2 separate regions of the Homo sapiens genome follow, and region 2 is linked to region 1. The links are chromatin loops, found by intact Hi-C in ENCODE. Cell type or tissue: adrenal gland. All regions are shown on one strand. Links, peaks and the distances in the headings refer to the core of each region. The heading gives the core; the rest is flanking DNA.

Region 1 (16,492 bases), core at 7,363-9,862:
TTTCTTACCATCACCACTGCTATGTCCCCAGCCCAGGCTAAATGCCAGGCACTGGGAATGCAGTGATGAAAGGCGCTGCCTGTGAATGATTCATGGTTAGTCTATTGCAGGGATAAGCTGGCACAGAAAGAACGCGAATGTAAGGCGGAATAGGGTCAGTGCCGACATCAAGGAACAAAGAAAAAGCTAGAGGGGTTCAGAAGGAGAGCAATTGATTCTGCAAAGAGACATCAGAATGTGGAAGCCTTCTGGGATGGAAGGGAATTTCAACTGGACTGGGAAGGATGGAAAGGATTTTGAAGGCAGAGATAGAGGAGGAACATCTCTGACTGAGAAAACAGTTTGAACAAAGACTTGTTCTGGAAAAAAAGTAAATCGTCCTCCACATTTGGCAAAAACACTAACTGAGTTGGTTGGCAGGTAGGATACATGAAGGAGACAGTGGGAACTGAGGATAAGATTCTTTCACATGATATCTATTTTGCAATTTATAAATGGAATTTGGGTTCAAGCCTGTAGTCCCAGCTACCGAGAGGCTGAGGGAGGAGGATTGCTTGAGCCTAGGAGTTCGAGACCAGCCTGGGCAACAGAGCCAGACCCCATTTCTTAAAAAAAAAAAAAAAAAAAGATCTTGGGTTCAATATGTCCTTTTGTTCAACAACCCTGTGAAGTAGCAGAGGAAATAGGATTATTTCCTGTAATGGATCAGGTAACCCGGTTACAGGGCAGTTAATTCATTCTAAGTGACACAGGCTGTAAGTGAGAAAACCAGCACCAAATTTCACACTAATTTTACTACATTAAGTTTCATCTCTGGAAATCAAGAAGAGGTTTGCAGGGCCAAGCTAGTTGAAGCTCACCGTGGACTAAGAATCAAAGTTGGTTTTTTTTTCCTTTCTTTTCTTTTCTTAAGAGGTGGGTGGGGGTGTTGACAAGGAGGAAAGGGAGGAACCCACAAATGTAATTTCAGCAACAGTTCCCTTAACAACGCCCGCAGATGGATGAATTTCCGCACAGTCTGGTTCTCTGTTCCTTTTCTGTTCCTGAAGAGAAACAATTGAGGGAGTGAGGGATATGCAGTGATGTTTATCTTTCCAGCTCTGAACTTTCAAATTCTGGAATCCCCCAGGGTTGGGGAAGGGTGGGTGTAGTCACTTCCCACCGTTGCAGAGGGATGGGAGATGTAGCAACTCCTGTTGGGGCATGGGGCGGGGTGTGTGATTTCCTCCCAAATCGGAAATTTATCTCCCGAATGGGAGGCTGCAGAGAGTCATCAAGGACTTATCTCCAGGAGCAGACACCAGAGAGGAGCCCTGCCCAATCCTTTACCCCAAAGGGGGCGTGCTTAGCCCGAGGAGGAAGAAGAGGGTTTCCAGCTAAGAGTCAGCACCAAGGGCACCCGCTCTCATTCATGTGTCAATGAAGAATTCCTGCCAGACTTCCAGTACTGTCCTCGACCATGGGCAGAATCCCAGCTGCCCCTCCCAGAACACTCCATGCCACTGGAACTCAGGAGCGCAGGTCAGTTCTGCAATTGAAAGCAAAGGGGAATTTTGGTCCTTTCCTTGGATTGAGTCCAGAATTCTGGGATGAACAGCTCAGCTCCTAGAAATTATGCTCTGGAATTTCCAAAAGCTCAACAAATAGCCCCAACATGCAGGGTTGTCTGTTGAGATGAAGCATCCTTTTACTACCCTTAGAACATTACAACAGGAAGGAAGTCCCATCCCTTTTTTATAGATGAGGAAACTGCAGGTTAGAGAGGCTAAATATATATTAAATCAAGCATATTAATTCTAGTATTTAAATTTTCTAAGTGCTTATTTTATTTTAAATCTGTTTTATTAGACCTAAAGGTAGGTAAATCTTCCTCTCCTACTATCTTCCTCCTCACGTATATTTCCAAAGGTTTTTTTTCCCTATATTTATACAAGTAATTAGCTTCCGTCCATTTGTTTCATCACCTATAAAATAGGAATGATCTTTGCCTCATAGATGCATGAGTATTAAAGTACATAAGATAATACATGTACGGCATTTAAAGCAGTTTGCAAACACTCAATAAGTGTTATAAGAGGAGAAAATTTCCACTTAAAACTTCTTCCACCTTCTCTGCCTGTCTGCATCCCAGGTTTTTGGTATAGTCTGGGACTTTTGACAAAGTTTAATGCTCGTTACCATACTGATGTATTTTTTTTCTCCAAGAATTATTTAACATCTGCATTATTTTGAAACTGTATTCATAATACTTATTTCATCTTAGTTCTAAGTTTAAATTATTTCAGTGCTGATTATCTGTCCTACTGTAATACAGTCTTCTATTATAGAGTTCTTTATTTTGACGTACAGATCAACTGCATAGTATTTTTATGGAAAGGTACGGCAGAGGCATATTGAGACCTTACAGATACCTTAGAGTGTCTTTCTATTGCTTTAAATAATGAACAATGGATGACTTCTTGGGGTTTGAAATCTTGCTTTGCAAACTTTCCCCCTCAGAATTTTATGTAGCTGCTGGAGTACACTGAGGCTAGCTCCATTTTTCTTCCATTGCCTACAATTTTCTACATGCCTAGATAATAATAGGCATCTTCCTTTATCCTTGAAATAAAAAAATTATCTACTTTTTATCTCTTAAGAATTCTCATTCTTAACAAAAAGAGGTTTAAGTTGGCCAGGTATTTCCTTTTCCTCTCTCTCTCTCTTTTTTTTTTTTTTTAAGAGACACAGGCTCGCCATGTTGGCCAGGCTGTTCTAGAACTCCTGGGTTCAGGCAATCCTCCTGCCTTGGCCTCCCAAAGTGCTAGGATTACAGGAGTGAGCCACCATGCCTGGCCCCAGAATATGTCTTTGTGTCATCCTTTGGTCCTCACTGGATTTGTCCTCCTGCATGCTAGTAGCTCCTCTCATTTTCCTCCAGGTAGAGGGCTGGCTGGTTAAGTCTGTGTTACTAGTTCAATAACTTGGCCACCAACTTGGCTGGCTTGAGGAAGGAGTTTAGAAAATCCCTAGATGTGTATGCTTGGTTTTGTTTTTGATAATGCTGCTTTACTGGGGCAAACATTCCACATCTCATTTCTGATCAATCCAGCCTTCCTTCTGTGAATGGGTCCTGGCAAGGTTGGCAATGGAAATATTTAACAACCTGCCCTGACTAATCAGGAATAGGCAGAGGTAGTGTTGAGGCAGAGGCCTAGAAGCCCCTCTTGTGCCAAATATTTACCCTTTGTTAAATAAAGGTGGTGGTGGTGGCTGGGTGCCGTGGCCTGTCATCCCAGCACTTTGGGAGGCTGAGTCTATTGGATCACCTGAGGTCAGGAGTTTGAGACCAGCCTGGCCAACATGGTGAAACCCTGACTCTATTAAAAATACAAAAATTAGCTGGGTGTGGTGGCAGGCACCTGTAATCCCGGCTACTTGGGAGGCTGAGGCGGGATAATCACTTGAACCCGGGAGGTGGAGGTTGCAGTGAGCTGAGATCACACCACAGCACTCCAGCCTGGGTGACAGAGTAAGACTCTGTCTCAAAAAAAAAAAAAAAAAAAAAAAAAAGATGGTGGTGGTGGTGGGGTGATTCGTGAGTGATCTGAGAGGGAGAGGCTGGGAATGTTATTATAGTAGGGAGCATGCAGGAGGCTCTGGGCAATAGCTCTTTGCCGACCAGCATGGAAGTATAACAATGCATTAACACTCAAAGAGCCAGCCAGTGCATCTAGTGATGTCAGACTGAAGTCCAGCCCACAGTGTCAGGGACAATTCCTGTGGAGCTGGCCCCCAGGTGCTCTGTCAGTGTCTCTACTTGCTGTTGTCCTCTGGCAGGGATGCTTTGCAATGCTGTTTGATTGCAATGACATCCCCCCAAACTCAGAATCAGGATGGTTGTCTGACATTCTCCAGGAATCTAATCATGTGCCTGGCCAACTGACCTCACTACCTCACTGCAGACTACACCACCACCCTCTTCCAGGACAAAAGGTGTAGCTCTGAGGGTACACTTGGAGACGGCAAGTACCATCTGTAATATTGAACTGAGATTGGCATTTAGTTGTTATTGAATTTCATCATTCCCTGGAATTGAGCCAAAGAGTGGCTCTATCATGTGGCAGCCAAACTGTTAGGAGAATGGTGCCAAGTAGTGCAAATTTGTTCAGCACAAATAGCAATTGTGCTCAGAATATTCTCACACAAGGAGAGGATCAGGAAAAGAGTGGTTCTGATCTAGGTCCCTGAGCTGCTGGGTGAGGGCTGGGTCTGAGAACGTATCAGGACCAGGCCACGTTCACGTTTTCTAGGCCAGTTCCAGCACAAGACCTTTTGCAGAAAATTCAAGGGGAGGTGATCTATGCAGAGTGTTATGTAAATCCAGTCATAGAAGTGGGTCACAGGGCCCAGTGCTGTGGCTCACACCTATAATCCCAGCACTTTGGGAGGCCAAGGCCGGGAGATTGCTTGAGCCCAGGAGTTCAAGACCAGACTGGGCAACATAGCAAGACTTCTGTCTCTACAAAAAAAAAAATAAAAAATTAGTTGACGTGGTGGTGCACATCATTTCAGCTACTTCAGAGGCAGAGGTAGAAGGGTTGCTTGAGTCCAGGAGGTGAAGGCTGCAGTGAGCTGTGATTGCATCACTGCCCTCCAGCCTGGGCAACAGAATGAGATCCTGTTTCAAAAAAATTAAAAAGTAAGCCACAGATATTTTATAGATATGTGTATTTCTTCTGCAGAGGGCAGGCTGGTATCTGTGGCAGGCAAACCCAAAGAGACACCGGCTTAGCTTGCAGATACCTCAAGCCCCAGGACTCACATGCCAGGACAGATGATAGGACAAGAAATGTAGTTGATGTTGGATCATTACGTTGGGTATTAATTTGGAAGGGAAGAATTTGATCTATGGGGTTGAATCAATGAGGAAGTTTTATAGACATAGAACATCCAAAAGATTGATAATAAAGGAGGATTTTGGAGAGTCTGCCAGACAAGCCTTTAAAATGTACCTGGGTTGAAAGACCAAATATCTTAGCCTCACTGAAGGGCAGCCGCTGGAGAAAGAGAAGACCGAGGAAGCACATGATGATGATGATGATGATGGTGATGATGGGCAACTTTTATTGAGCACTTAGTATGAGCCTGGCACTGCTCACGTCAAATTTATATGTATTAACTCATTAACTCATTTACTTGTTGCAGTAAGTGAACAAAATAGATAGTATTACTGTAGTGTTGTGATAAAGACTGGTTTTCATCTATGATTCCTGGCTCATAACTCCCATAACACAAGTTACAGGCTTTTGTTATAATGCTGGATGTGTTTGGCCTCAGGAAACAGAATCTCCTGCCCTCCTTTCACTTGCCCCAAGGCAGGACTCTAGTCTTTCCCCACCCTTCTGATTGGAGTCTCAAGATCCTCCCCAGGGAGGATCCCACCCTATATCCTGGAGAAAGGATTGGGGACCTTATGAACCTTCCATAAAAACTCAAGAGGAAAACAAAAAAAACCCAAGAGGACTGTGAATTTGGGGAGCTTATGAATAGAATAGCTGACCACCTGGAGGTTCCTGGAGGGTGGTGTGCCCAGGAAGGGCATGGAAGCGCCGCGTCCCGTCCCCCATAGCTCGCCATATGCATTTCTTCACCTGTATCCCTTGCAGTACTCAGTATAATAAGCTACTACCTGTGTTTACCTGAGTTCTGTGAGCTGCTCCAGCAAATCTCAAACCTAGAGGGGATTATGGGAATCCCAACTTGAAGCCAGAAGGTCACATGCTCTGGAGGTCTGAACTTGCAACTGGTATCTGGCTTGAGGGGTAGTCTTGGGAACTGAGTCCTCAGTCCATGGGTTCTGACACTATCTCCGGATAAATAGTGTTGGAATGAATTGGAGGGCACCTAGCTGGTGTCCGCTGCTTGGTGAATGGGGGAAAACCCCCTCATGTTTGGTCACAGATGTCCTCTTCTATGTTGATGGTTATTGTGGTGGTATGAGAGGTGAGGAAAAACATGATTTCAGAGAGTTTTTCCCTAAATAATTACTATCCCCATTTTCCAGATGGGAAAATAGAGGCACAGAGAGGAGAACAAAAACTGCTCAAAGGTGACAGAGCTAATAAGTGATGGAGCTGGTTGTCAAGTGCTTTTCCACTAAAGAAAAAGAATGGGCAGCCTTCTAATTAAGTAATGAAAATCAAAATTTTTTTCTGCAAGGCAGAGAAAGTAGCAGTAGAATTCAGCATGGAAAACAGGGACTGGTTCAGTCAAATGCTGCCAGGAGGCATCCACAGACAGGAGCTTTTAGCCAACTTCAGTTTTCGCCTTCAATTTTCCCTCTAGTGCAGTGAAGCTGGGAAGAGACTAGAAAGCTGTGACAGTGAGCATGGGGCAGTAGGGACTGCTTCCTAGGCCTTACCCAGGTCGTCTGAACTGAACAGGAGCGGGCCAAAGTTCTGGCAGCTACTTTAAAGACAGCAAGTATTCCACAAGGAGCTGCAAGGAAGGTATCCTCTCCCATGAGTGGGACTTAGGCTGTGCCAAAGGGATATGGTATCCAAGGGAGTTACAAGGCATCCTTTTGATCTTATTTGGAAGGTTCTAGAAAGATTGCATTTGGATCTCACAGGCTGAGGAAATATATAAAAGAATTCTTTCCAAATATCTTATATCTAAGTCTTAAGTTATTCCAATCTGAAAGTGTGGAAAAATCATCCCAAATGCCACTAGTCAGAGGTTATTTCCAATCCCAATCTGGAAAACATTCTTCCAGGCATCCCTGTAGGCTTCTATACATGGGTATAAAATTTTACATAAATGGCACCTACTGTATATGATATTCTCTAGTTTGCTATTTATATGGCATGTTGGTTTTCTAGGGCTGCTGTAAGAAATTGCCACAAACTTGGTGGGTTAAAACAAGGGAAATATATTCTCCTATGGTTCTAGAGGCCAGAAACCTGTTACCAAGATTTTGGCAGGGTTGGTTCCTTCCGGTGACTCTGAGGGAGAATCTGTTCCATGCCTCTTCTGGCAGCTTCTGGCGATCCTTGATGTTCCCTGTCTTGTAGCTGTGTCACCTCAATTTTTTGTCTTTCTTTTCTTTTCCCTCCCTCCCTCCCTTCCTTTCTCCCCCATACCTTTCTCCCCCCTCCCCTCCCTCCCTCCCTCCCTCCCTTCCTTCCTCCCTCCCTTCCTTTTTTCCTCCCTCACTCCCCCTCCTCCTTTCTCCCCCACCCTCCCCCCTCTTTCTTTCTCTCTCTCTCTCCTTCCTCTTTCTCTTTCTTTCTTTTTCTTTTTTCCTTCCTTTCTTTTCCTTCCTTTCTTCCTTTCTTTCCTTTCCTTCTTCTTTTCTTCCCTCCTTCCCTCCTTCCTTCTTTTCCTCCTTCCCTCCTTCCTTCCTTCTTCCCTTCCTCCATTCTTCCCTCACTCCTTCTCTTCTTTCTTTTCTGAGACGGGGTCTCACTGTGTCACCCAGGCTGGAGTGCAGTGGCCCAATCACAGCTCACTGCAGCCTTGACCTGCCAGGCTCAAGCAATTCTCCCACCTCAGCTTCTGAGCCAAGCAGTCAGTGGCCACTGGAGAGGTTGGTTGGCAGAAGTGGAGGGATAGCAACTTATCTGAGACAAATAGAGGAGGGTTTCCTGCAATTCTGGGGAAACTGAGACCTGCCTATTGCAGCAGCTCATGACTAATGTATTAACACTTCCGGGCTGCTATGAGATCCAGATGGACAGGCATTTGAAGGCTGACGCAGGCAGAAGATTATTAAGTCCACGTGATGTGCAAACACAGGTTTTGGAGGATGGGTAGCTGTGTATTTCCAGTGAATAAAATTTATGATAATATGAGTGTTTGTACTGTACTACAGATGGTCCCAGGAGTGTGAAAAAGAAACTGAACAATTCACTGATGTGGCAGGTGCTTTCAAATATCCCCTTGTCTATCAGGCATTGTCGCTGGGGCTAAGGCTATGTCGATGAAACAAAAAGACCCCTGTCTTTATGGGGCTTACACTAGTCCAAGTTGCTCATTGCTAAGAAAAATTGCCCATAATAGGGATTTGCAGAGAAAATGCAAAGTGTCATGAGAACCAGGGAGTAGCAGACAGCTTAATCTGGGCTGGGGATGTTGCTGAGGGAGATGACTTCTAAGATGGTCTTGATAGATGAGTAGAAATCACACGGAGAAGAAGGGTCTTGAGAAAGTAAATTCAAATAGAGTTAAAAGCAAGGGCAAGAAAGACATAGTTTGGGGGAGTCTCAAGGATTTTGATATTTTTAGAACATAATGTGAAACAGGATTATTTGCAGGAGTGAAACCTAAGACTATTGCAAGTAGACAATAATTTAATAGGCTTCCGACATCAGACTGACGGGGTTTCACCGTGTTAACCAGGATGGTCTCGATCTCCTGACCTCATGATCCGCCTACCTCGGCCTCCCAAAGTGCTGGGATTACAGGCATGAGCCACCGTGCCCGGCTGGCTTTTAACCTCGGTGTTTATTACAGTGAGAGAAGATGTATCATTAGTTCCAGAAGCAAAGGTTTACAACTCCCTTTGGAATCAGAGACCCACTTGTAAACTGGAGTCTTCTGAACTGAGCCTGGAGAACACCTTGCTGTCACTGCATCATTTTTCTAGTCACAAATCAGAAGCTGTACCCACGAATTGCCACATGAGGGCACACTTGCCCAATTATGAAATTAAACACGCTCTTTCAAAGGTCAGGGAAGCCCTTGTCCTAAACATTTCTTCTGGATGAGACATTACTTTTGAGCATGAGAAACAGCCCAGTGTGGCTGTGTGGTGGCTCAAGCCTGTAATCCCAGGACTTTGGGAGGCCGAGGCGGGTGGATCACTTGAGCCCAGGAGTTCAAGACCAGCTTGAGCTACATAGCAAGACCCCATTTCTACAAAATATTTAAAAATTAGCCGGGCGTGATGGTGTGCACCTATAGTACTAGCTTCTCAGGAGGCTGAGGTGGGAGGATTGCTTGAGCCAAGGAGTGCAAGGCTACAGTGAGCTGTGATCACACTATGACACTCCAGCCTAAATACAGCAAGACCCTGTTTCAAACCAACCAAAACAAAAAACAAGCCCAATGCGACTATCTAAAACCTGCAAACATCTGCTGAATGAGGTGCCTGGAGGAATTTGAGCAGAAAACTGGTTCCCATTCTTGGTCTGCTGTCAGACTTTTCATAATAATAAGCAGTAGTATTTACCGAGTACTCACTGTGTCCTAGGTACTGTGCCAATGTGTCACACACGTCATCTTACATACATATCCACACTCATCATATAACGTGAGTGAGGTTATTTCTCCATTTTACAGATGAGGCAACTAAGTCATAGACTGTGATTCCACCCAAGGTTTACACAGCAGGTGAGTGCTTGGTTCTGCCATTTGGATTGAGAATATCTGACTCCAAAGCCTGTGATTTAAATTACAGAGGCTGGGCACAGTGGCTCATGCCTGTAATCCCACCACTTTGGGAGGCCGGGGTGGGCGGATCACCTGAGGTCGGGACTTTGAGACCAGCCTGGCCAACGTGGAGAAACCCCATCTCTCCTAAAAATACAAAATTAGCCAGGTGTAGTGGCGTGTGCCTGTAATCCCAGCTACTCAGGAGGCTGAGGCAGGAGAATTGCTTGAACCCAGGAGGCGGAGGTTGTGGCGAGCCGAGATCATGCCATTGCACTCCAGCCTGGGCAACAAGAGTGAAACTCAGTCTCAAATAAATAAAATAAAATAAAATAAATAAACAGAGCTGGTCATATAATATTGAATTATTTTCTAACCTCTTGTAACGGAAGTACCCAAATAAAACTGATGTGTATAAACATGGTCTGAGACCCACAAATGCTATGAACACATGAGGAAGGCTTTATTTTTCAATGTTTTCTTTCTCCTTTCCTCCCCTCTTATCACATTTTTTTTTTTTGATGGTGGGTTTTAGTTCTGACTCCCATGTTAACTTATGTTTTCCCATACTATCTCTGCACTTCCGTTTCCTCGTCTGTGAAACTGAGACACACCCTATCTTCTCCCATCAGCTTAAGGGAACCGGAGAAGCTGACGGTTTGGGGAAATGAGTCTGCCTTGATACCCTTCTGTGCACATTCATCCAGTATCTTTAAGTTCCTGGAAATGGTCTCTTTCTTAACTTTACCCTATTGTACTGTAAGTGAATAATTGCATTGCTTCCAAACCTTTTATAATTGCTGACTTTTAAATTGCAGAAAAATAGAAATGGACCCAAACAGATTCATTCTTGTTGCATTCTGAATCTTATATTCAATATGTGAAATGCTTTTATTTATATTTTTCTGAAGCCATAAGGGCCAGCATTTTTTTTTTTTCCCAACCAGCAACAGGAGATGAATGGGTCAATGAGAATCAGATGAGTGTTCCCACAGTTGTGGCCAGATAAGGGGTAGGAAGTAGAAAAGGCCCTGGACAAAAAGTCAAGTGACATTAATTCTAGCCCCTGCTCTTCCTCCTGAGGGGCTTGTGGTCCTCAAGGGTTTGGACCCACTCTGGGCTTTTATTTTCTCAGCTGTAAAATTAGAAGGGCCAAACTAGATCGGTGGTTTTCAATCTATGCTCTACAGATTCTTAGGGCCCTCTGGTGGGGCAAGGTGGAAGTTTTGGCCCCAACTCACCCTTTGAGTCTATCATAAGACCACCCTTTTTAAATCTGTGAGGCAACTTCAAAAGTTCTTGGGAAAATGTAATTAAAAGGTAAAAATAAAAAATATAAGCTTTATTTCTCAACATAACCTCCATCATATTCAAGACACTTTTGTAAGCAATGTTACCAGCCATTTAGTCCAGCTGTAAAGAATTGAGGTTCCTGGGAATTTAACCATGTCAATGCTGTCTTTTTTACATTATTAACTGAAGAAAAAAGGGTTTCCTTTAAAAGTTTTTCAAGATTCGGAAACAAAAAGAGGTCAGAAGGAGCCAAATCAGGACTGTAAGGTGGATGCCTAATGATTTCCCATTGAAACTCTCACAAAATTGCCCATGTATGATAAGAGGAGTGAGCAGGAGCATTGTCACGGTGGAGAAGGGCTCTCCAGTGAAGCTCTCCTGGGTGTTTATCTGCTCATGCTCTGGCTAACTTTCTCAAAACACTCTTATAATGAACAGATGTTATCATTCTTTGGTCCTCCAGAAAGTCAACAAGAAAAATGCCTTGAGCATCCCAAAAAACTCTTGCCATGACTTTTGCTCTTGACTGGTCCACTATTGCTTTGACTGGGCCACTTCCACCTCTTGGTAGCCATTGCTTTGATTGTGCTTTGTCTTCAGGATCATACTGGCAAAGCCATATTTCATCTCCTGTTGCAGTTCTTCAAAGAAATGCTTCAGGATCTTAATCCCCCTTGTTTAAAAGTTCCATTGAAAGCTGTGCTCTTGTCTGCAGCTGAGCTGGGCACAATGGTTTTGGCACCCATCAAGTAGAAAGTTTGTTCAACTTTGCTTTTTTCGGTTAGAATTGTATGTGCTCCAGCCTGGGCAACATAGTAAGACCCTGTCTCTACAAAAAATTTAAAAATTAGCTGGGTGTGGTGGTGTATGCCTGTAGTCCCAGCTATTCAGGAGGCTGAGGCAGGAGGATCACTGGAGTCCAGGAGTTTGAGGCTGTGATGACCTATGATTGCACCATGGCACCCCAACCTAGATGACAGGGTAAGACCTTATCTCAAAAAAGAATTGCGTAAGTTACCAATTGAGATGTCTATGATGTTGGTTATTGTTTCTACTGTTAATGTCAATTCTCTTTAATCAGGGCATAAAGAAGATAATATTTTTCCTTCCAAATTGATGTGGATGGTCTACCACTGCAGGCTTCATCTTCAACATTGCCTCATCCCTTATTAAAATTAATTATTCATTTTTAAACTGCTGATTTCTTTGGGGCATTATTACCATAAACTTTCATAAAGCATCAGTGATTTCACCATTTTTCCACCCAAATTTCTGCATAAATTTGATGTTTGTTCTTGGTCCAATTTTAGCAGAATCCATGTAGCTCTGATACGAGATCTTTGCAAACTGATGTCTTATCCTTCTTAGTGCCTCAAAATAGATCCTGTTCAGACATTCAGTACAGGTTAGTGTGAGTTTGTTTTGGTGCAAAATTTTTTTAAATCCATGTATAGTTTTTTCATAAGATGTGTCTTCCATGAACTTTTTGAAGACCTCTCATATTTGTTTTATGTAATTGAATTCTGTCTTGCTTTTGTTTAAAAGAAGTCTCCCCTGCTTAAAAGGGGGCAAAAATTTAAAAAATTTTCTGGTGATTTTGAAGGACAGCATCCTCCTATAACGAAAATATCAGTTAAAGGTCTCTATGTTTTTTGATATCTAGAATAAATGACTTGAAGCCCCCCACTCCCTCCATCCCCTTTATGCCACTTAGAAGTCTGAAACCCTCCCCAGGATATCTGTGAATTTCCAGGAGGGTGCTGTTCTCCTGGTCACCCTTGCCTCTGGGTGCTTCTGGAGAATGCATCACCACAGATGGGAAACTTCATTTCTTTTCACTCTCTTAGGCAGACTGAGACTAAACACTACTCTGGGTCCATGCCGGCATTCCCATACCCACCAGAGTGTTAACTACAAAAGGGTTTCCCTTTTTAGAAGCCAGTGGAGAAAGTAAATAGTAAGAAATCTCTTCCGCTCTCAGGATTTCATAGTATAAGCAGGCATATTACCCAAGTGGTCAGCTTCGGTGGAAGGGGACTGGAGACTGACCACCAGATGATCAAGGGCACTAAAAAGGGGATGCAAGACCTTAGGCTCATAGTCCTGTTCCTGGGGACGAATGCTGGGCTCTGGTGGCCATGCTGGGCTGCGGAGAAGCAAAGGTGCATTGTTGGTGTGATATTCTTTCCCCCAGGGGTCTGCTAGAAGCTGAAGGCAAAAATAGATGGAGACAAAAAAGACTAGGAGACCCTTTCTATGTAGAGACATCACTCTATGTTCTTTGCAGAGAATAGGAATACGTGCCTTTGATCAGATGAGCTATTAAAAAATGATTATGTAGTTCTGTTAAACTGGATTATTTTCAATATCCTGTCTGCTTTTTCAAAGGACTGTTATTTAGTGGGAAAACATTGCTGAATTCCTTTCAGAGAAATCCTCCCTGTACTGACCCTTCGGCAACACACCTTACACATGTAACTACTTGTTCAGAACAGTCTTCTCCTTCTGACTCTCCACAAAGGCGGGGACCATGAGTATCTTATTTCCCACTGCATCCAGAAGGCTGAGCACAGTGCTTGACGCACAGTGAATTTTGGTTGAATGAACAATTGAAAGGATTTGCCCATTGCAGTGTCATTTTTCCAAGACCTGACAATATCACTTTTGATTCTTTTCTTATTTAGTTCCACCTCCTTATCCCCGCTGCCACTGCTTAAGTCAGCACACGGCATCACCTCTCCTGGGGCTATCTTTAACTAGGCTTCCTGACCCCCTACCCTGGCCTGTCTGCTTTAAATCCAGGCAATGGCCTGTAGCCCCAGCAACCTTCCGAAAGCTCTACTCTCTGTCCCTTGTCAATTTCCTCTTCTGAAAGTTTCAGGGGCTCTCCACTACTTGCAGAAGAAAACCACCAACTCTTGCCTCGATGCTGAAGGTACTTTCCCATCATCTCCCCTCTGCCTCTCATCACCCTGTGTCCCTCCTGGCCCTTGCTTTCTTGCTTCTGTGCTTGGCCTCATCCTCCTTCCTCTGCCTGGAAAGTGCTTACCTCTGTTCTTGCATCTGCATGTCCAAATCCTATTCATCATTTCTATTATTATGTCATTTAAGTTTCAAAAAGTCTCTGAGTCATTGTTCCTTAAATAGCAGTTTTAAAAGGTGATTCTAAAGAAAAGGATTTGATGTTGAAATTAGCTTAGGAAGTGTTGTATGGATTATTGCCATTTTGTAGATTTATAGTGCAGGCCATTAATTCAAGGATCTGAGAAGATCTGCAATCAAGAAACCTATTTAACTCAGCATTTCTCAAATTTATTTGACCATAGAACCCTTTCCCCTTTCACACCTATTAACATATTGCAGATTATTTTGGAAATACTTTCCCGAGAGTTACCAGTAATATCTTTAATCTGTTTTTAATGATGAAGATGCTGAGGCTCAGAGACAAAAATACTTGCGCAAGCCGAGTGAAAGGAGCTTCAATCTGTTTTTTTTTTTTCTTTACTACACTGTGATGACTTACATTTGTCATCCAACAAGAACTTTTAAACTTTCCGAACTATGGAAAGTAAGACAATAGCCTGTATTTATCTTTCCTAATATCTGAATTTTGTCCCACTTCTCTTTTCTAAAAATGATTATTCCCAAGTTTTTCTTTCACTTTTCTTTCCTGCCAGATGTTTTACAAGTAATGAAAGGCTCCAATTAAATTTTCCCAAGAGCTTCATCAAATAATGAAAACAATACATAGAGCATGTTATATCTTTATGAACTTAAAATTAAAACATAATTTTGAGATTACATATAGGTATAATAAAACTATATAAAAAGAAAAGCAAGTGGATAATGAACACAGGATTTAGGAGATGGTTACCTTGGCTGGAGGTAGGGAGGGATGGGGAATGAAAGACTCTTATATTTAGATGTAGATTATTATCAAGATCTTAGCTTTTATTTTGGGGTTATAGGTTTACAAGTGCTTATTACATTATTTAAAAATAACCGGCTAAATAACTAGAGGACCACTGCTGAGAGTGTGTCATAATCCAATTTAATGTACCTGAGACCCTAAAATAAATACATAAATCATAAAAAAGAAAACAATAGCAAATTAAGTTTTCTAGTATATAGCTAGTTTATGTCAAAATAATACTTTTAAAGCGAGGTGAGTGGTGGCCTGATTTTAAGGGGATATTTATTGCTAAGTAATACTGAGTAAATTGCACAGCATCCAATAATGTATGAGTGCATTTCTGTTTTAATCTTGGCTTTGAGAGTTTTTGAGGAATGTAAATTTAAAACTTGATATAATCACATGTAAAATGAATATTTTATGATAAAAAGAGTAAAAAGTAATAAAAGGAGAATTTAAAAAATCCCTTGCATATTTATTATTTTATTATCACCTGGCTTTTAAATTCATCTGCGTTGTAAGTTGTGAGATGATTCTTTATGTTACTTTGTTTATCTTGTTAAGATTCATTTGGGGAGTCAAGGGACTCTGCTCATGCCCAAGTCTGTGCCCTCTAATGAGTAACACCAGAGACTGCACAGTGTCCAGGAAATAGACTTCAGCAAACTAGTCTAGCCAAGGTCACTGGAGTGTTTTCCAACACTAACAACCAATTATTGATTCTCCAGACACCAACTGGGTGTCCAACAATTAAATTCCACTCTGACATTAACTACCTGGAGTTAGTGTCAGATTTCACAGGCTAAAAGCGTTCGGTTTTACAAGACTGCCTTCACTTCAGATGCCAAGTGCAAGTCCTGGGCCACCCATACTTCTGGCTGTAAAATCAGGAGTTCCCATGGCCCCCTCCTCAAGTTCAATTATTTGCTAGAATGACTCATAGAGCCAGGAAAGTACTCTGCGTTTACTGATTTATTACAAAGGATGTTATAAAGGATACAACTCAGTAACAGCCAAATGGAAGAGATGCATAGGGTAAGGAGTGAGGAAAGGGGTGCAGAGCTTCCATGACTTTTCTGGGTGCCACCTTCCCAGCACCTCGATGTGTTCACCAGCCCAGGAGCACATCAACATTTATTGTTCAAGAGTTCTCTCAGAGCTTAATCTCCAGCCCCTCACCTTTCTTCTTGGAGCTGGGTCAGTGGAGCTAAAAGTCTCCACTCTCGAATCACTTGGTCCTTCTGGTGGCCAGTCCCATCACGAGGCTATCTAAGGGCTCCACCCTAAGTTACCTGATTCGTATAAATTCAGTGTGATCAAAAGGAGCTTATTATGAATAACAAAAGACATTCTCATCATTCAGGAAATTCCAAGGGTTTTAGGAGCTCTGTGCCAAGAACAAAGAAGAAAAACCAAATATGTTTCTTATAATACCACAGTTGCCAAACAAATATACTAGCAAACAAGCAAACAAAAACAATGAGCCCTGGGCATGGAGAAAAAATAGACAGAGCTGCTACAACATACAGGCATACCTCAGAGATAACGTGGGTTTGTTTCCAGACTGCTGCACTGAAGCATATATTGCATTAAAGTGAGTCACATAGATTTTTGTTTTCCCAGTGCATATAAACATTTATACTTACACTATACTGTGGTCTATTAAGTGTTCAATGGCTTTATGTCTAAAAAATGTACATATCTTAATTTAAAAATAGTTTACTGCTAAAAAATGCTTAGAGCCATTTGGGCTTTCAGTGAGTTGTAATCTTTATGATAGTGGAGGATCTTGCCTTGCTGTTGTTGGCTGCTGACTGTTGAGGGTGGGGGTTGATTAGGGTGGCTATGGCAATTTCTTAAAATAACACAACA
Region 2 (16,492 bases), core at 7,987-10,486, 230 kb after region 1:
TTTGTCAGGAGCTTTATGAGCTCCTTTTCACAGCGATGATGGTTGATGTCCACAGAAAAATGAACAAAGGTGTTGAATAGGCAATCGGTTCACAGAAGAGGAAATGCAAATGGCCAGTTGACTTAGGGAGAGATGATAACAATAAGAAATACAAATTAATTAAAATAAGTTGGTATAATTTTTTCATCAGATTGGCAAAAATGATATAGTGTGACAGTATCAGGCATTGGTGAGGCTATAAGAAAATGGCCCTCTCATGCTCTAGAGGAAGTGTGCACAGACGTCTGGACTCGTGAGGACTAATAAAGGAGCTGCTAGTGAAAATGAACATGCTCCTCTCTTATGAGCTAGGGATTTCTCTTTTAGGAGGACCGATATTCACTTCTAAGTAAACACTGGCACGTGTGTGTGCCAAAAAGATACATCAAGACAGACATATAAAAGATGTTTAGTGCAACATTATTTTCAGCAGCAAAGAAGTAGAAATGATTACAATGTCCATCAGTAAAAAAAAGGATCGATATTATGTAGTTTATTCATGTGATGAAATACTTTGCTACAGTTATGAGTTTGATCTATTTTTTGCTAGAGCTAAAAATATAAGTATGTGCATTAATACATGCAGTATAATACTCTTTACTTAAGATGTGCTTACACATTGTTTATGGATGCTTATACGTATATACTCACACATACAACATATAAAACTATAAACAATTGACCAATGGATGTACTCCAAACTCTTGCTAGTGTGAAGGGAATGAGACTTTGTGTAAGGATTAGAGTAGGCTTTGACCGTATCTGTAATATTTTCTTTATTATTAATAGTAACAAAATGGCTTAATGGAAATAAAATAAAATTCCAATTTTGGCAGTTGTTGACTCTCACAGTAGGAATATTGGTGCTTGTCACAGTAGACTTTGCACTATTCTATGTCTTTTAAATTTATTTAAATTAAAGACCTAACCCAACAGTAAGTGCCAGAGTGCATGTGAGCTGTGTTGTGCATTGGAAAGTGATACTCATACTTTCAACCCTGCGTGTGTTTGGCCACTCTCAAATTTTCTTAGGAATGTCTCAGGACCTGCTTGCCCTTAAGTCCTAAAGAAGCACCTCCCCACTCCCACACAGACAATGGTGCTCCCACAGGTGTCTGGAGCAAAGGTCAGCCTTTTCCAAAATATGTTTTAATGTCCCAGGGAGCTTGAGGCCACAGTCCCAGACCAAGCACCAGGAAGAGAGGACCATCATCATGAACCTCCCATGAGCACCTCTATCTCAAAAGCACATTTCCATGGCATTGTAGAACATTGAGTCTTAAGCAGACCCATTTCATGGCATTGTAGAACATTGAATCTTAAGCAGACTGCAATCTCTTGGATTTGTCATAGCAAGATATTTGAAAATATGTCCACTCCTCTTCCTAAATTTCAGGAGAGGTGTTAATCTGTGTGTACATTTAAAATGGTGGTATTTATACGGACTTTTCTTTCAGTTTGGAATTGGTAATGAATCTTAGAATATAACCCTGTGACCAGGCCATTTGTGATTCATTCATTAGGACAATTCTTTCATTTATTTGTTCACCCATTCACATTTAACAGATGTTTATTATCTATGGTCGGCCTCCAAGATTGCTGCTCCCTAGTATACATGCCCTATATAATCTTCTTCCCTTGAGTATGCTGGCACTTGTGTATAGGATGAGATTTTACTCCCAGATATAGTAAAAGTGAAGTGATTTTGAAGATGTAATGAGATCTCCACTCAGTCAACTCTGAGTTAATCAAAAGAGAGTGTCTGGGTGGGCCTGACCTAATCAGGCGAGCCCTTTTAAAAAGTGGGTTCAGGCCTTCCCTGGAAGGAAGGAGATTCAAAGCTGAAGAAACACTCTCTGGCTTTGAAGAGGCAAACAGCCATGTTGTGGAGAGGGCCTTGTGGCAGGGAATTGCGGGCAGCCTCTAGGAGTGGAGGGCCTCAGTCCTAGGACCTCAAAGAAATGAATTCTGCCAACAATCACCTGAGCTTGGAAGAGGACCTTGAACCTCAAATGGGATGCCAGCTCTGGCAGACACCTGGATTATAGCCTGATGAGACCCTGAGCTCAGGATCCACCTAAGCTGGGCCTGGACTCCTGATGCATGGAAACTGAGATGATAAGTCTGCATTCTTTTAAGCCTACTAAATTTGTTATGCAGTAATAGAAAATGAATACAATATATAAGTGTCAGTGACTGAAGATGCAGAATGAATACAACACCATTCTTGCTCCAAAGACACAATCTGGTGGAGGAGACAAATGTTTAAAAGACACAATTTAGAGTGAAAAGAGTTATGAAAATTTGAATCAGGGTGTGCTCCTCGTTAACCATGGCAGATTGAACACACTGCTGCCCAAACCCTGCAGAATGCCCGTAGAAGGATCCAAGGACATCAGCCCATAAAGGTGAAGATAATGTGAAGGGGAGAGGGGGCAGGGGGCGTTGGGGGGTGGGGGGAACAGTGCTGTTCTTCCCTCTGGGCTCATTGGCTGGATGGTGTAAACCTGGCATTTTCTGTGGCTGTGATTTCCTTCTCCATTGACTACATGGAGGAAGCCTGTTGCCAGTAGGAGAAAATGAGGTCAACAAACATAGAAATAGAGCAGAGAGGTGAAAAGAGATTCCTGAGGGTGCTTTAATGCCCTGGCTCCAGTTGGGCCTGAGGCTAGCTTGAGTCCCATCCTTCCCAGTTAAGCAAACCAGCAAATCTTAGGGATAAATCATGGATTACTTCCAATCTAAGTGTCCTGACTCATTAATACAGATATACTGCCCAGTTAGCAGAGTAAAATAAGTTCTCAATAAATGTTAGTTCCTCTTGTCATTACTAAACTGATTATTCATACAAACTAAGCATTGTGATATCTTTAAGGGTGGCCATCTGATTTGTGGTGCTTATTAGAGAAGATGACTTTTGTCTGTTGAAAGACAGCATTGCAATACAAACAGTTCACTCGTATCATTCCGATATCTCAGCTGAGGCTTCAGCAGGCAGGATGAGATATCTCTGGCTTGCTTATGATTTGCGGTCAACCCAAAAGGAGGCAAAGCACTGAGTTCCATTGAAATGATGGCCTGATGTGCTTCTGGATGCAAAGAGCCCCACGGAAACAATCTGCTCATGTGTGGTAGTGTTACAGTAGGTAGCCAGTTAGACATGAGCAGACAGTGGGGGCTCCTGCCAACGAAATGTTGTGGGACAATCAAAGATGGGAGACACTGAACAGAGTGAGTTCAGGAAAGGTCTTTATTAAAAGGTGATCACCTGGCTCAGTAGGACTAGCGTCCAGGAAAGTCTGAGCCCTGGATAAAGAAAGCAGCCACCTTTTAAGCAGTCGGTGGCCGGGAGTACGCGAGGCAGGAAGCGTACTTACAGAAGCGAGAGCAAAGGCAGTTGTTCAGTCTTTTACATTTATCTATACTACATGTTCCACATCCCTGGGAAACCATGTTTCTGCATCAACCTTGTAACTTTGCAGCTGCGCTAGGGTGGTGAAGCAGGAACTCGCTGAGCCTCAAGGAATGTGAAACTAGCAAGTACAGATAAGGCTTGCTGAGCACAGAAGGAAAAACAGGCAGTTAGTGTTCTTCTTTAACTTAGACTATGGGGGAGCTACACTACACTTAGCTTTTGAAGGAAAAAGTAAAAATTTTTGGTTGTCTTTGATTATACTTGTAAAATTCATGAATTCCTTCTTCAACACAACCCCCAGGAATGTCAGGCGACCATCAGGTGATGGTCAGGTGGCTGCTGATTGTCTCTCTAAAATAATAATTGGTCACAGCTGGCACCAGGGAACGACAGTCTCCCAATAGATAGAAAAAACCTGAAACTGGTGATCGGCAGCTTCCCCATAAAATGTCAGGAGTTGGGCGAGTGGGCTCAAACATGCGCACTAAGAGACAAAATGGAGCATTCCCCTGGTAAGGGAAGAACCTCGAGTGAGCGCGTGCACAACTCCAGTAAACACACTGCGCATGCTCCCCTCCCCAGCGCTAGCAGGCCACTACTGCGCATGCGGACAGCCCACCCCAAGGGAAGAAAGGGAAGAATCGTGGGGAGAAGCAACGCAAGACCCCGGAAGCATGCCAACGTGTAAAACCCCAAGTCAAAGGTCAAACAGTGCACTGGATCTCTCAAGTCGCCTGCTTGGCCCTCTACTAAGTATGTTTTACGTTCTTTCATTCCTGCTTTAAAGCTTTTCAGTAAACTTTCATGCCTGCTCTAAAACTTGCCTCAGTCTCTCCTTCTGTCTTGAGCCCCTCTGCCAAATTCTTTCTTCCGAGGAGGCAAGTATTGAGATTGCTGCAGACCCGTGATGATTCACTGCTGGTGACATACTTTGGTGCCACCTAACTCGGATAAATTTGGCTAACAGTAGCTGTAGAATAGGTATCTGTAGCCCTGTCAGCCTCAGGGCCTCAGCTAGCAGCCGCTGACCATGCCCCTCAGGTCTCTAACACACTTGTTCACCTCTTTTTCCAGAAAGGGAGATGCCATGTGCTGGCCCAGCACTCCAACAGGGGCCTGACCTCTAGGAACGGGACACTGGAGGAAGCCTAGACATCTGAACAAATCAAGTCATCCAGATCCACGGTCAGCTCCTGCCCCGACTTGGCCTTCCTCCTGCTGGGCTGGCCCACGGACCTCGGGAACCTGCCCTGGCTGTGGGTGACCTGCAGGTACTGGTCAGCGCTGCTGTTCTGCTGGTCACTGCTGGATGCTGCCGACACGGAGTCAGATTCCGTGAGGGATGGCTCGAACCTGGGCTTCCCTCTGGGCTTCAGAGGGGGCTGTGGGTATTGGAAATTCCGGGATCGTGGCTTTCTGGGCACATAGGCTGGCCTCTCAAGGTGACCCTCAAAATCTTCATTCCACGACTTGTAGTGCACCCTCCCCTGGTGCTCGGGATCCCGGGTCTGACTTTCGGACCTCTCCCCAATATAAAAATGAGGAGCCCGACGGAGGTCTATCAGGGAGCGTGGGGGAAGAGACCGTTTGATCCAATCTCTGCTTGGCGTCTCCTCCTCTTCTTCACTCAGCTGTGGGGAGGGAGGCTGGCGGGGGACCCGGGATGCATATTGTCGCACGTTCCTGGGGTACAGCTCCACAATGTCACCTGAAGCATCTATCTTGAAATGTCTTTCTGGCCAGACATTTAGATGTTTTTTCTTGTAAGAGTCACATTCATTAATGACATAGTATCTGGGGGCGTGGGGCCTGGGACCCTGTGCCAGCAAAGTCGAGGCCTGTGGTCCACGGTGAGGAGGGTTGATTTGCTGAAAGTCTTTTCGGAAAAGAGGTTCTGAGTGTACATCTTCGATGTGCGTTGTAAATGTCATAGGTGTGCGCGATCTGTTCCTGTGAAGGTCACTGGTGCTTGCACACAGACCGTGCAGATACCTGTAAGACAGGGGCGGTTAAGTAGCTGTGGCCTTGGTGGTCTCAGAGCCCCACACCTGAGGACTGTGAGCTGTGAGCAGTTCTCTGAGCATTTTCACTGAGGCTGGTTCCAACTGGTTAATGGGTATGGATTGTGTGCACAGAGACATTTGGGGGACAGGGCTAAACAGTTTTCTTTACTGCTGGAATTTTCAGAACCTAAATCAGTGATGTACACATGAGTCTCCATGAAGACTGCAGAGCGAGGGGTGTTATGCTAGTGTATTTCCTCACAGAGCCCTCTTTGTGTCAAGAGGCACATAGTGGGACTAGTGTCTGTGAAGCACATGTTAGGAACACAGTTTCTCATCCTTTCTGCTAAGCAGCTGTCTGACTTCTCAAGCACTTCTCTGAGTTTCCACTGGTGGGTGGAGGGGAGTTGTACATATTAAACAGTTCTTCCCTGGCCAGGTACGGTGGTTCACATTTGTAATCCCAGCGCTTTGGGAGGCCAAGGCAGGTGGATCACTTAAGGTCAGGAGTTTGAGACCAGCCTGGCCAACATGGTGAAACCTGGTCTCTATTGAAAATACAAAAAAATAGCCGGGTGTGGTGGCAGGTGCCTGTAATCCCAGCTACTCGGGAGGCTGAGGCAGGAGAATTGCTTGAACCTGGGAGGTGGAGGTTGCAGTGGGTCGAGATTGCACCACTGCACTCCAGCCTGGGTGACAAGAGCAAAACCCTAGTCTCAAAAAAAAAAAAAAGTTCTTCCTGATAAAGACTTGAATCTGTATGGTGGCTGTAGTTTGACCCCTAGGGGCCTCTCAAGGAGTGTTTGAACCCTTTCTCCTTGTCAAGACCCCACAGAGACAGGCAGACAACTCCTTATATAACAAGACTTCAAGTTCTTTGCTAACTTAGTCATTATCTTTAAAAAAGAGAGCCCCTGTATTTTATCTATATTGCTTTCGCTGTGCTACATTCAGATCAAATATAATTCTCCATATGAGTTTGGGCCACCGCAGGTCTATCCCCTTCATCTTTCCAGGGGTCCTACCTCCATTAAAGTAGGAAGGGATCTACTGCTTTCTTTGACCCCATGTAATGCATAAATGGTCTTGCCAATAACTTGACCAGACTAGGGCTAAAATATGGAAGATCTTGCCAATAATATGGCCACTGTGGAACTAAAAAATAAACAGTTATTTTCTTAGCCTAGACAAATGTTTATCCTAGGTTGGCTGGAAGGTTTGCTTACAAGTTAAATGGCAGATAACCTAGGAGGAAGAATTTGTCCTGTTTGATAAACTTTGACACCCCCACCCCGCCTCCATTTCTTTTTAGTACCAGCTGTCATAGTCTCCTGACCCATGCCTTCTGGGAGAATTAGAATTTAATGGCCTTGGCCTCCTGAAGCTGCAGAGGCCTTCAAATCTCTCACATTCCAGGTTTTAATCTGTGCTGCAGTGGAGCCTCACCTGTTAGTTTCATGCTCTAGCCTGGATTTGGGGACCCCAGGGAGAGGTGAGCTAGGAGCCCTGTCCCCTGGCCTCGGGCTCTGGGGCATGGACTGTGCGACTGTCTCTATCCTGCCACTCTTGCTGCTCCCTGAGTCAAAATGGGCCACGTTGCCGTTGTTTTGGGGTGTGCCCGAGTGCGCTGAGGACAGCTGGCTGGTAAGATCACTGTCGTTTGGAAGCTTCTTGGTGCTTTCTTCCTGGGTCTGGATTCGGGCTGCAGGGAGAGGGAGGTGTTGTGAGAAGACAGGTGTCACTGAGCAGGTGACAACTTCAGATGAGTTGAGTTGCAAGGGTTTTATGACATCCAAGAGTTGGTCCGCAAACAATTGAGTGCACTTACAAATGCACCTAACCAGTGGGCAACAAACATTCTGTAATTCAAATGATTTCATCCCTGCAAGTTGGAGCTGGGAGTGTAGGAGGAATCAAGTGAACACAAGGCTTTACAGTGCTCCATCTGATGCTCCCATGAGGCAAAGCAAGTACTTAACAGCTTTGGGCCTCCAGTTCCTTATCTATTCAATGGAGATAATAAAGCTTACACAACAATTATGATTCTTTGGAAACAGTTCACATGCATTCTGAAAAAAGATGTGGTCTCGAGCTGGAAAATGAACACTGGACAATGCTATTGTTATCCTGAAACAGTCTATGTGGATTCTGGCTTTTGAAGGTGACCTGAACTAAATTTAATTACGCTTAATTGGCAAATAAGCGATGACGATTACAGAGGCATTTTATGGCGTGAGCCACAGTCACTTTCAGTAATCATTATCAATTGTAGGCTTCTCTCTGAAAAGCTGATGGAGCAAGCAAGCATAATCCTTAGGCCTTAGAGGTCTTGCTCAGACATTTTTCTGGAGAGGAATATTTCCCTTCCAATTAGTGAAGTATTGCAACAGCTGTGAGAGCTAGCCCCTAAAGCCCTTCTGGGTCCCATTCTCATTCATGTAGGCTGTGCCATGTTAATGGTGCCCAGTGAGCCTTCTAGCTCACAGCACTCTGTTAGTGGTCCTGAGAAACAGATCCATCTCCTTCGAGCTGCCGTTGCCCACTTTCTTCCCTTCAGGCCACAGCAGACTTCTACGCCACATGCTTCCATTCTCCCTGCTCTGCAGGGACAGGACAGAACCTAAGGAGGCTCAGGGAAGGGACCTGGGAGGGAACATTGCAAGGAAGAGATGGGCCATGGAGAGGAAGTATACAAAAGTGACCCAGACAAAGAGATTCTTTGGGCTTTCATCCACGTGAATGTGCTGCTTTTCCTCTCCTACTTCGATACTTCCTTCTGATTTTACACATGTTTTGGGATTATTCATGGGCCTGGATATGATATAAAAATTAAAGATTTAAAACAACATTTATATCCCTAGATTTTATTTTATTGTGCATAGTTACTGGTGAAAAAACACAGGTTATCAGGAATTTGTATTGGTAGTATACCGCAAACTACTTTAAATGGCTGTATTTTTAAATGCCCACTAACTGAGACAGCAGATCTCTGCATTTAAAAAAAATATTAGGACAGGTGCAGTGGCTCACACCTAGAGCTAGCTCTAGGGGCTAGCTCTCCCCAGCACTTTGGGAGGCCAAGGTGGGTGGATCATGAGGTCAGGAGTTTGAGACCAGGCTGACCAACATGGTGAAAATATAAAAATTAGCCAGGTGTGATGGCACGCACCTGTAATCCCAGCTACTCAGGAGGCTGAGGCAGGAGAATCACTTGAACCGGGAAGGTGGAGGTTGCAGTGAGCCGAGATCACACCACTGCACTCCAGCCTGGGCGACAGAGCAAGACTCTGCCTCAAAACAAAAAAACAACAACAAAAAGAAACGGAAATACTTACCTTCTACCATCTGGGCAACCTTTTTCTTATCCTCTGATCTTGCCTAAAATGCAAATGATATGCATGTTTGTTTTGGCTTTAGCAGGAAGCAGTAACAAATATTATTCCTGGGGGAAGAGAAAAAGATTTACATGCCATAGTTCTTACCTTGGACCATAACTGTACTACTATTGCCCCCTATGGACGGTATGCTCTGGGCTCGGGCCTGTTATTTGAGTGAATAAATGCAGATACCTGAGAGCTGAAGTTTTATGCCTAGCCAGTTTTATTTAGGGACAGCTAATTAACAGACCATGTTTAGATTCTGTCCATAATAGTTTGCCTGAATCACAAAGAAAAAAATACAGATCGACAACACTGGAGATGTATGTTTCCACCAAAATGGCCTTTGTAACTCCAAATGAATTTCCAATTAGAAGCTAATTTGTGTTTCTTTGCATGAATTGATGTTCATGGGAAGTTTTTTTTTTTTTCTGATAGAAGTGGAAGGAGTTTTTTTGCATGGGTGAGGTCAGTGAGGCATCTGGGGTGCCAAATTTAAGGAGGCACTTATTTTCAGGGCTGTGAAAGGACAGAATCAGCATTACGCTTACAGAGCCTCCTTAAATGTGGTGCTTTGGGAGCCTCACTGGCCTCATCCCAGTCTTGGGATCCTTCCTTGGGGTCTGGAGGACCCAGGGCACTAAGGGAACACCTGGGGTATGTGGAGGAGGAGAAATTGTGGGAGTTTTGGGAGCGTGTGTCTCCCTGGGACTGCTCTGAGAGATAGGGTTTGAGCCCCATGGAGAGAACGTAATGACAGCCACATCTAAAGGATATGAAAGAGGTGAGGCTTTAGGGACAAACAGTGCTGCTGGGCTCAGATGCCCAAGTTGACAAGGATTGGGAAGGGGCCCTTTCTCTCCCCTGCCAATCTACCAGAGCTCACAAAAGTACCTGGCACACTGAGGGCTTGGTGTGGTCACAGGGTGGGCACTGAAAGGCTCGAGGCAGCTGCAAGGCCTCTTGAGGAGGAAGAAAAACAGGAGCAGGCTTCCTCCTAGCAAAGGGGAGCCATCCCTGGGTATTCTTAGAAATAACTCTTGGACATCTGGGGATTGGTGGCCTTGCACCATAGTGGGTGGCCAAGAGTCACAGAAACCTTGAAGATGTGACTTCACTTGTATTCCCACGCTGGCGGGATCTCAGTCATGTGGTTGACACATATTCATAATAGCAAAGTTCATGAAATACTTGCGTTTTGGATCTGCATTTTGAGCTGGTGGTTGCTGAGCTTTAGAGACCGTGCGATGCTCTGGAGATAATAGATGAGCATGCTAGGACAGAACAACACAGGACAATGAGTGGACTGCAACTCGCTTTTCTGCTTTTCAGACCACATTCCCTGCAGATAGTTGGCAGGAATGAGAGGCTCCCAGGCCAGATGCGGGCTATCCACTGACCCTCCGCTAAGGACAAAATGTATCAGCAAGTTCTCAAGCCAGTGAGCACTGGGAAGGGGCTGCTTTTGTTTTCTCTTCCTGGCTTTCCACAGCACCCTCGTTGACCTGGAATTCTGCACTGGTGATAGCAATAAGGAAGAACTGAAAATGGGGGAGAAATTTTGCAGTCTATCAAGCTATGAGTACAGGATCCACTCACTTTTATTTTTTTTTCCTTTAAACCAAAATAAGCCAAAGCTACTCAGCTGAGTTGTGAAATTCCTTTTCAGGATTATTTAAGTTTCTAGAAAATGATAATGGCATTCAGCCCCATTCTAGTGATCACAGTAATTGACCAAATGGTGTTGATGGATCAATAACCACCTCAATGGCAATGGAGTGCTCCCTCATCGCCCCTCGCTGAGACCCAGTGGCTGTGTCTCCATGGCACAGTGCCTCATGTGACTCTGGTGTGTGACTCAGAGTCCCTGTTGAGATCATCAGGCTCTAAGCCTAAGTGATTTTTGAATGAACTAATAAATTTTATGTAATTATTGGAAAGCAGCGTTTTCTTGTTGGCCAAACACACAGAAGTCCCTCCAAAGCTGGCAGGTGTGGTACTCACAAAAGCAGGAGTACTGCGGGCAGGATGACCACGGGGCTACTGATGTGTCCAACCACGGAGCCAAACCACACAGGAAAGTCTTTCTCAATCGTTTCTGACACAATGTCATAAATTTTCTCTTGTCCACTGTGAGAAAGAAAAACATAACTCCAGATTTTATTGCTCTTGGCAGAAAGATGCTGCAAGACATCAGAAAATGGCTGGATGCCTGGAGGCCAATTCATAACATTCCTCAAATGATTTCATATCTAATTAATATGGAGGATGGAAGATGGGGTCATTAATCACATTGCATGTATGTGTGTGTTCTAATCGTGTACACTAAGGTAGACTAAATATTCCATATTGTATCAAAGCTGACTTGAATGCTGGATGAAGATACTAGAGGGTTTTGCTTGAATACAGCTGGATAATATAGGAAAAAAAAGTGCTGTGCACTGTGGTTTAATAAAAGCTTTCTGTGTTTTGACCAGGTAGAATGTCCTCTAGCACAGAACAATGCTGTTTCTCTTTTTCACTTTAAAAGGATTGTGTTTTTTAACATGAGCACAGAGATGATTATACTAAGGGCAGCCTTCTATTAAGGAAAGAGCCCTGGTCTTGGATTTAAAACATGCGGGTTTGCAATCTTTCTATCCTGTTTACCTGCTCTGTGAGCTTGGAGGAGAATTCAGTTCAATATGATCTAATTCCCTTACAGCTGTCAGTCACTCCGGGCAGAGCTGGGAACGAAACTTACCTGAATGGCCCACAGTTTAGAGATGGCTTGTATCGGACAATAGCAAAAATGGTTGGCAGCATGCACAGAAACAGCATAAACAGGAGCATTGCCAAGTAGAAGTTGTTGGATCTGCAGATAAATCAGATGTCATGTGTTAAGTTCACTCCATAGCCAGTTGCCAGGGTTGCATATGCCCAAAGAGCTGCCACAGAAACGGTTGCCCTGACTCTTTGCAAACTAAAAATCCTCCTCTCAGGGTTACCTACAAATGGATCTGTCATAGGGTCACATGCAGCTTAGAAACCTAGAAATCAGCGTTCAAAGGAACTTCAGAGATCTCCCACCCAACCTGTTCATCTAATAAACATTTGCTGAGCACCTGTTCACCTCAAACCATAAAAGTGGTGAACTCACCCTGGCACCCAGGAGTTCCACACAGTAAACTCAATTTATGGAAAAATCTTAGAAGCATTGCCCATCCATCTGGGTCCTTACCTAATGGTTCCCTCTCCTATTCCCAGGCTTGAACTTGTCTCTTACGTCTCGGGATGGTTTGGCTCTTTTGTTTATGATTCCTGACTCTCTCACTTGGGTGTGATTTGCACTCAACCTCTTATCCACTCCGCATGTGGCTGCCCAGGGTATGTGTTCTACCTGATTAAGCCCCGGTCCCTGAGCCCTAAGCTAGTGTCAGGGAGTTTGGATGCCCAGAGCTCCCCTGAGGGCAGCTTAGATCTGTTTGGTGTGCAAGGCCCTGTACACAGTTCAGAAAAGAGAATGAGGGGTCAATCTAGTTACTTTCAACTAGTACTCTCTGTTGGTCTGTTTCTCTGTCTCTCTCTGTCTCTGTCTCTCTCTCTCTCTCTCTCTCTCTCATGAAAAAGACTTGACTAAAAGAGAACAGAAGATTTCAGAGAGCACAGAATGTAGTAGGAGAGTGATAAGTTGTGAAACTTCTTTATCTTTGTCTATCCACAGACATACATACATATAATAAATATACATACACATATATAACATATATAAATATATCAAAACATATCTCTGAATGTATTAATATATGTGTACTGTCATCAGATAAAATGCATTGTCAAGTAGGTCATGAGCAAAAGTTTGAAAGCCACTGATATAGACACACATAACCATATGTCAAAGTAAAATAACTGAATCAAAGTATTTAGAATGTGTTATGAATTCACCAAAGTTGGTAAAATTAAAACAGTTAAAAGAATAAGTGTTGGCAAGGTTATAAAACACTTGGAACTCTCATATAATGCTGCTAGACATGTAAAATGGGGTGTTCATTTTAGAAAACTTTTTGGTGCTATTTGCTAAAGGTGAACATATGCATGCCCTGTGTCCCAGCAATTGCATTCCTAGGTATATATGCAACAAAGATACTTAGGATGTTCAAGGCAGCATTACTCATTATGGCTAACAGCTGGAAGCAACCTACATGCCCGTCAACAGGAGCCAGGATAAAGAAATTGGGGTATATTTTCTCAGTGAGTTGAATCTCACAAACACAATGTTGCGTGTAAGCAGTTGGGCACAAAGGAGCACATACTGTGTGTGTGTGTGATTACGTTTACATCAAGTAAAACCCAGGCAAGCCTAATTATGCCATTAGAAGTTGGCAGTGATTGGAATGACATACAAGTGGGCATGCTCTGGTTGCCATTTGTGTTTTGTTTTTTGATCTGAGTGCCTTGTGTTCAGTTTTTGAAAACTAATCAAGCTAAACATTTACGATTTGTGTACTTTTTTTCTAAAGGATTATTAAACTTCGGCAAAACGTTTTAAAAGTGTCATGAGTTCAAGAGGAGTAATGATTCATTGAAAGAGTAAGACATTGGAAATGGCTCTTGGAGGAGACAAAATTGGAGGACAGGCAAGATTTTGACAGGAAGAGAGTTGGGGGGACCCTTTGCTAGAGGACCCCTGGGTAAGGCAGGCATGGATTATATATATGTATATATAGTTATCTGCATGATCAGATCTTATTCTTACTCACCTTGAGGCTCGAAATACTTGCTGGTGGGGCACATTGCAGGTCAGCACAGCCCAGCTTCTCAGGTACATGAGCCCAATGAGTTTGAGAACGTTGAACGCTGGGAGACATGGGGAGAAGAAGGCCCCCATCCTGGAACCATGAGGAAGGTCAGTTTGCATCTGTTCTCTTTCAGCCTATCTCCCAGGACTATGGAAGCCCCATGCAGGAACATGGTTCTGACACTTTGGGGATTATACCCTAAGCTTAAAGGACTGGAAAAGCCCCTGAAGTCCCGAGACCACAACCCTCCACCTTCTAAAGATAAGACAAGTCACTGAAGGTGGGTATTGATCCTATTTTAAAATATTATATTTGCAAAGGACAACTGTTTGTCTCTCTTTTCACAGCTGAGCAAAGGAAAATCCTCTGGGAAGGAGGCAAATAATGGATAACTACTATTTGGGGCCAGCTCCTGGTTTTGCTTGTCTATGATGAGGACTGTGCTAATAAATTACTGCCTTTCAGGTTTAATCAACATATTTTGGGCACCTAGTTTTGCTGGATATGGCATTAAGCATCCTCACACATTTCAGTTTGTTTACTCTTCTGCAATAGTGAGAGGAGAGGTAAATATCCAGTTGATAGACAACAAGGGCAGATATGGGGAAACCAAAGACATGTTGCTAAGGCTGACTCTATATCATCCAAACCTGGGAGATTTGGGGAATGAAAGAACTGAGCCCACAGACAAGAACCAGATCATCCCAGGGAAGCTGGGACTTATGGTCACCCTGAAAAGAAATGGCAGCTAGGCGACAAAACCCATGTCTTCAGACTTAAGTCTAAATCAGTTTATATTGGATACGTATTCAATCTAATACTTGTGGAATTTGGATTTAGTGGTATGAAAATAAACATGGACATAAGAGTATGTTTCCTAAGTAAAATGTTTCTAACAAGAAATGTTCAGTTATCATTATCTGTTGGATGTTAGGCAAGACACTAAGCTTCTCTGCACTTCAGTTTTCTCATCTTTAAAAAGGGGAAAATAATAGCAGTTACTTCATGGGTTTACTATAAGGATTAAATCAGTTACTACAGGTAGAAAAGTACTTGATATCTAGCACTATTAAATAAATGTCACCTATTATTTTTAATACTGTATTTGTAAAGATATTTTGCAAAATACAGTGGCTCTAAGAATTTGACAGGAGGCGTATTACTTTGTACCTCTCAATTGCCATGTATTTTACTGAATGATTATGAAGAGAATGTTTTCTGGATGTATGGAATATCCCAAGTTCTTGTTTTTTGTTCGTTTGTTTGCTTGTGTTTTAACAAATAGCACTATTCTGGTCCAACAGGTAAAATCAGCTCCTCAGTGTCTCCAAGGACAGGAATGCCATGGGCTGGGAGGCGCCATGGGTGAACAGACTTCCCTACTTCCTGCCTCCCCAAGGGTGGGGAGCAGTCTAGGGGATGGCTGTACTCCTGGGCCCAGTGTCTAAGTGAAAATTAGGAGGAAATGGAGGGAGGGTGGCGAGCGAGGACAGACTGGCCAAGGTCCCCCGCAGCCACTCCTGAAGTCCTCACGAGGGAGAAGCAGCCTCTCCTTCCAGCCTTCCCCAAGTCCTCCCTAAGAGTGTATTCTACTGGTTTCTGTGCAGATTTTTTTCGGCTGCGACCAATAGTAGCTTAAACATGGATTATTTTCTTTTTAATTTCTTCCTGCAAAATTCTTAGGAAACCATTAATAAAAGTAATATACATGTGAAATAATAATCTTGGAAACATCCCTTCTTAATGCTTATGTAACTGTGTTATGGTCGTGTCCCATCTAGACTAAGTAAATTAAAATCTTAGCCCAGATGAGATGTAAGCAAAGGCAAGAAGAAACTTTGATACCTACCAAATCATTCCTTGGTTGTAGACTAAATGTAGCACATTCTCAGCTATTTTGAATTCTCCATATTCAGGCTACAAGAGAAAATAAACTTGTGCATTAAACAAGTTCCAAAGTTCTTTGCATGAACCAATTAATTACAGACACCTATATAGACTTCTTTGCTCTTATGAACACTTAGAGATCAGTGCTTGTGGGGCCATCCCAGCAAATGGTAAATGTTAAGAAAGGGGTGGGGCTGGGCATTGTAGCTTATGCCTGTAATCCCAGCACTTCGGGAGGCTGAGCAGGAGGATCACTTGTAGTCAGGAGTTCGAGGTCAGCCTGGGCAACATAGTGAGACCTCATCTCTACAAGAAATTTTTAAAACTAGCTGGGCATGGTGGCATGTGCCTATAGTCCCAGCTACTCGGGAGGCTGAGGCAGGAGGATCGCTTGAGCAAGACCCTGTCTCAAAAAACACAAAAAACAGACAAAAAAAAAAAAAAGGAAGTAGAAGCTCAGCTTTCTGCACCCATCTCTTCCCACTTGTATTCTCTTTCCGTGTGTCCCCCTCAACTATGCTGGACTGTTTCCCAGCCACAACATGAGAAAGGATGGATTTGGCCATATAAACTTTCCCAACAGACACAGCATTTTACTTACAAACTTGCTCTCCAGATCCCAACACCAGTAGTCACTTAAGTACCGCACGAAAAGTCCTCGGAAGAAGTCTATGAGCAGAATGCTCGCCACGGTGAAGAGCATGTCAATGATGGAGAGCTTCAGCATCTCCTGAAACACAGGGCGTCCCTGGATGCCACCATGCCCCACCCTTCCCACGGTCACTCTTCCTTCAGGGTGCTCCTAATCTCTGTTCATTCTTGTGGGCCCCAGCCAGTGGGCCCCTCCAATGGCATCTTCATTTCTCATCTTTGTAAGTTGCAGTGGGCAGAGGACTGGGCTTCTGGTACATAATGGGTGTTCAATAAATATTAGGTAATTTGAATTCGAATTTTGATATCTGAGGCCAGCATCACATGAAACTAGGAAAGAAT

What was found. Hi-C counts contacts between places; a loop is a spot of excess contacts. Peaks named below come from ENCODE experiments on the same cell type or tissue, not always from the same donor. Only the 100,000 strongest peaks of a DNase experiment are listed, where the experiment ranks them.
Region 2: it touches region 1 in a loop (3-fold over the local background); 7 of 110 quality-filtered maps call a loop at or near these places.

Annotation. Positions count from the first base shown.
Region 1 is chr15:81,098,001-81,114,492 of GRCh38, forward strand. It overlaps a transcript of CFAP161 not described here. Among named protein-coding and RNA genes, the nearest start is that of CFAP161, 28 kb to the right of the region's middle. RefSeq lists an enhancer at 13,605-13,764. In adrenal gland, for the core only: a CTCF peak has its summit at 8,671 (motif pointing right); a DNase peak (open chromatin) is centred at 8,740.
Region 2 is chr15:81,327,817-81,344,308 of GRCh38, forward strand. It overlaps TMC3 (transmembrane channel like 3), which reads right to left. Exons shown (of 22, transcript NM_001080532.3): 14 at 16,101-16,229; 15 at 15,462-15,529; 16 at 13,574-13,702; 17 at 11,578-11,688; 18 at 10,839-10,964; 19 at 10,030-10,108; 20 at 8,793-8,835; 21 at 6,904-7,159; 22 at 3,272-5,446. The coding sequence ends at 4,603. It overlaps TMC3-AS1 (TMC3 antisense RNA 1), which reads left to right. Exons shown (of 7, transcript NR_120365.1): 2 at 4,529-4,725; 3 at 13,746-13,892. Among named protein-coding and RNA genes, the nearest start is that of TMC3-AS1, 12 kb to the left of the region's middle. In adrenal gland, for the core only: CTCF peaks have their summits at 8,947 and 9,157; no DNase peak of the experiment used is centred there; H3K27ac peaks cover 1,075 bases.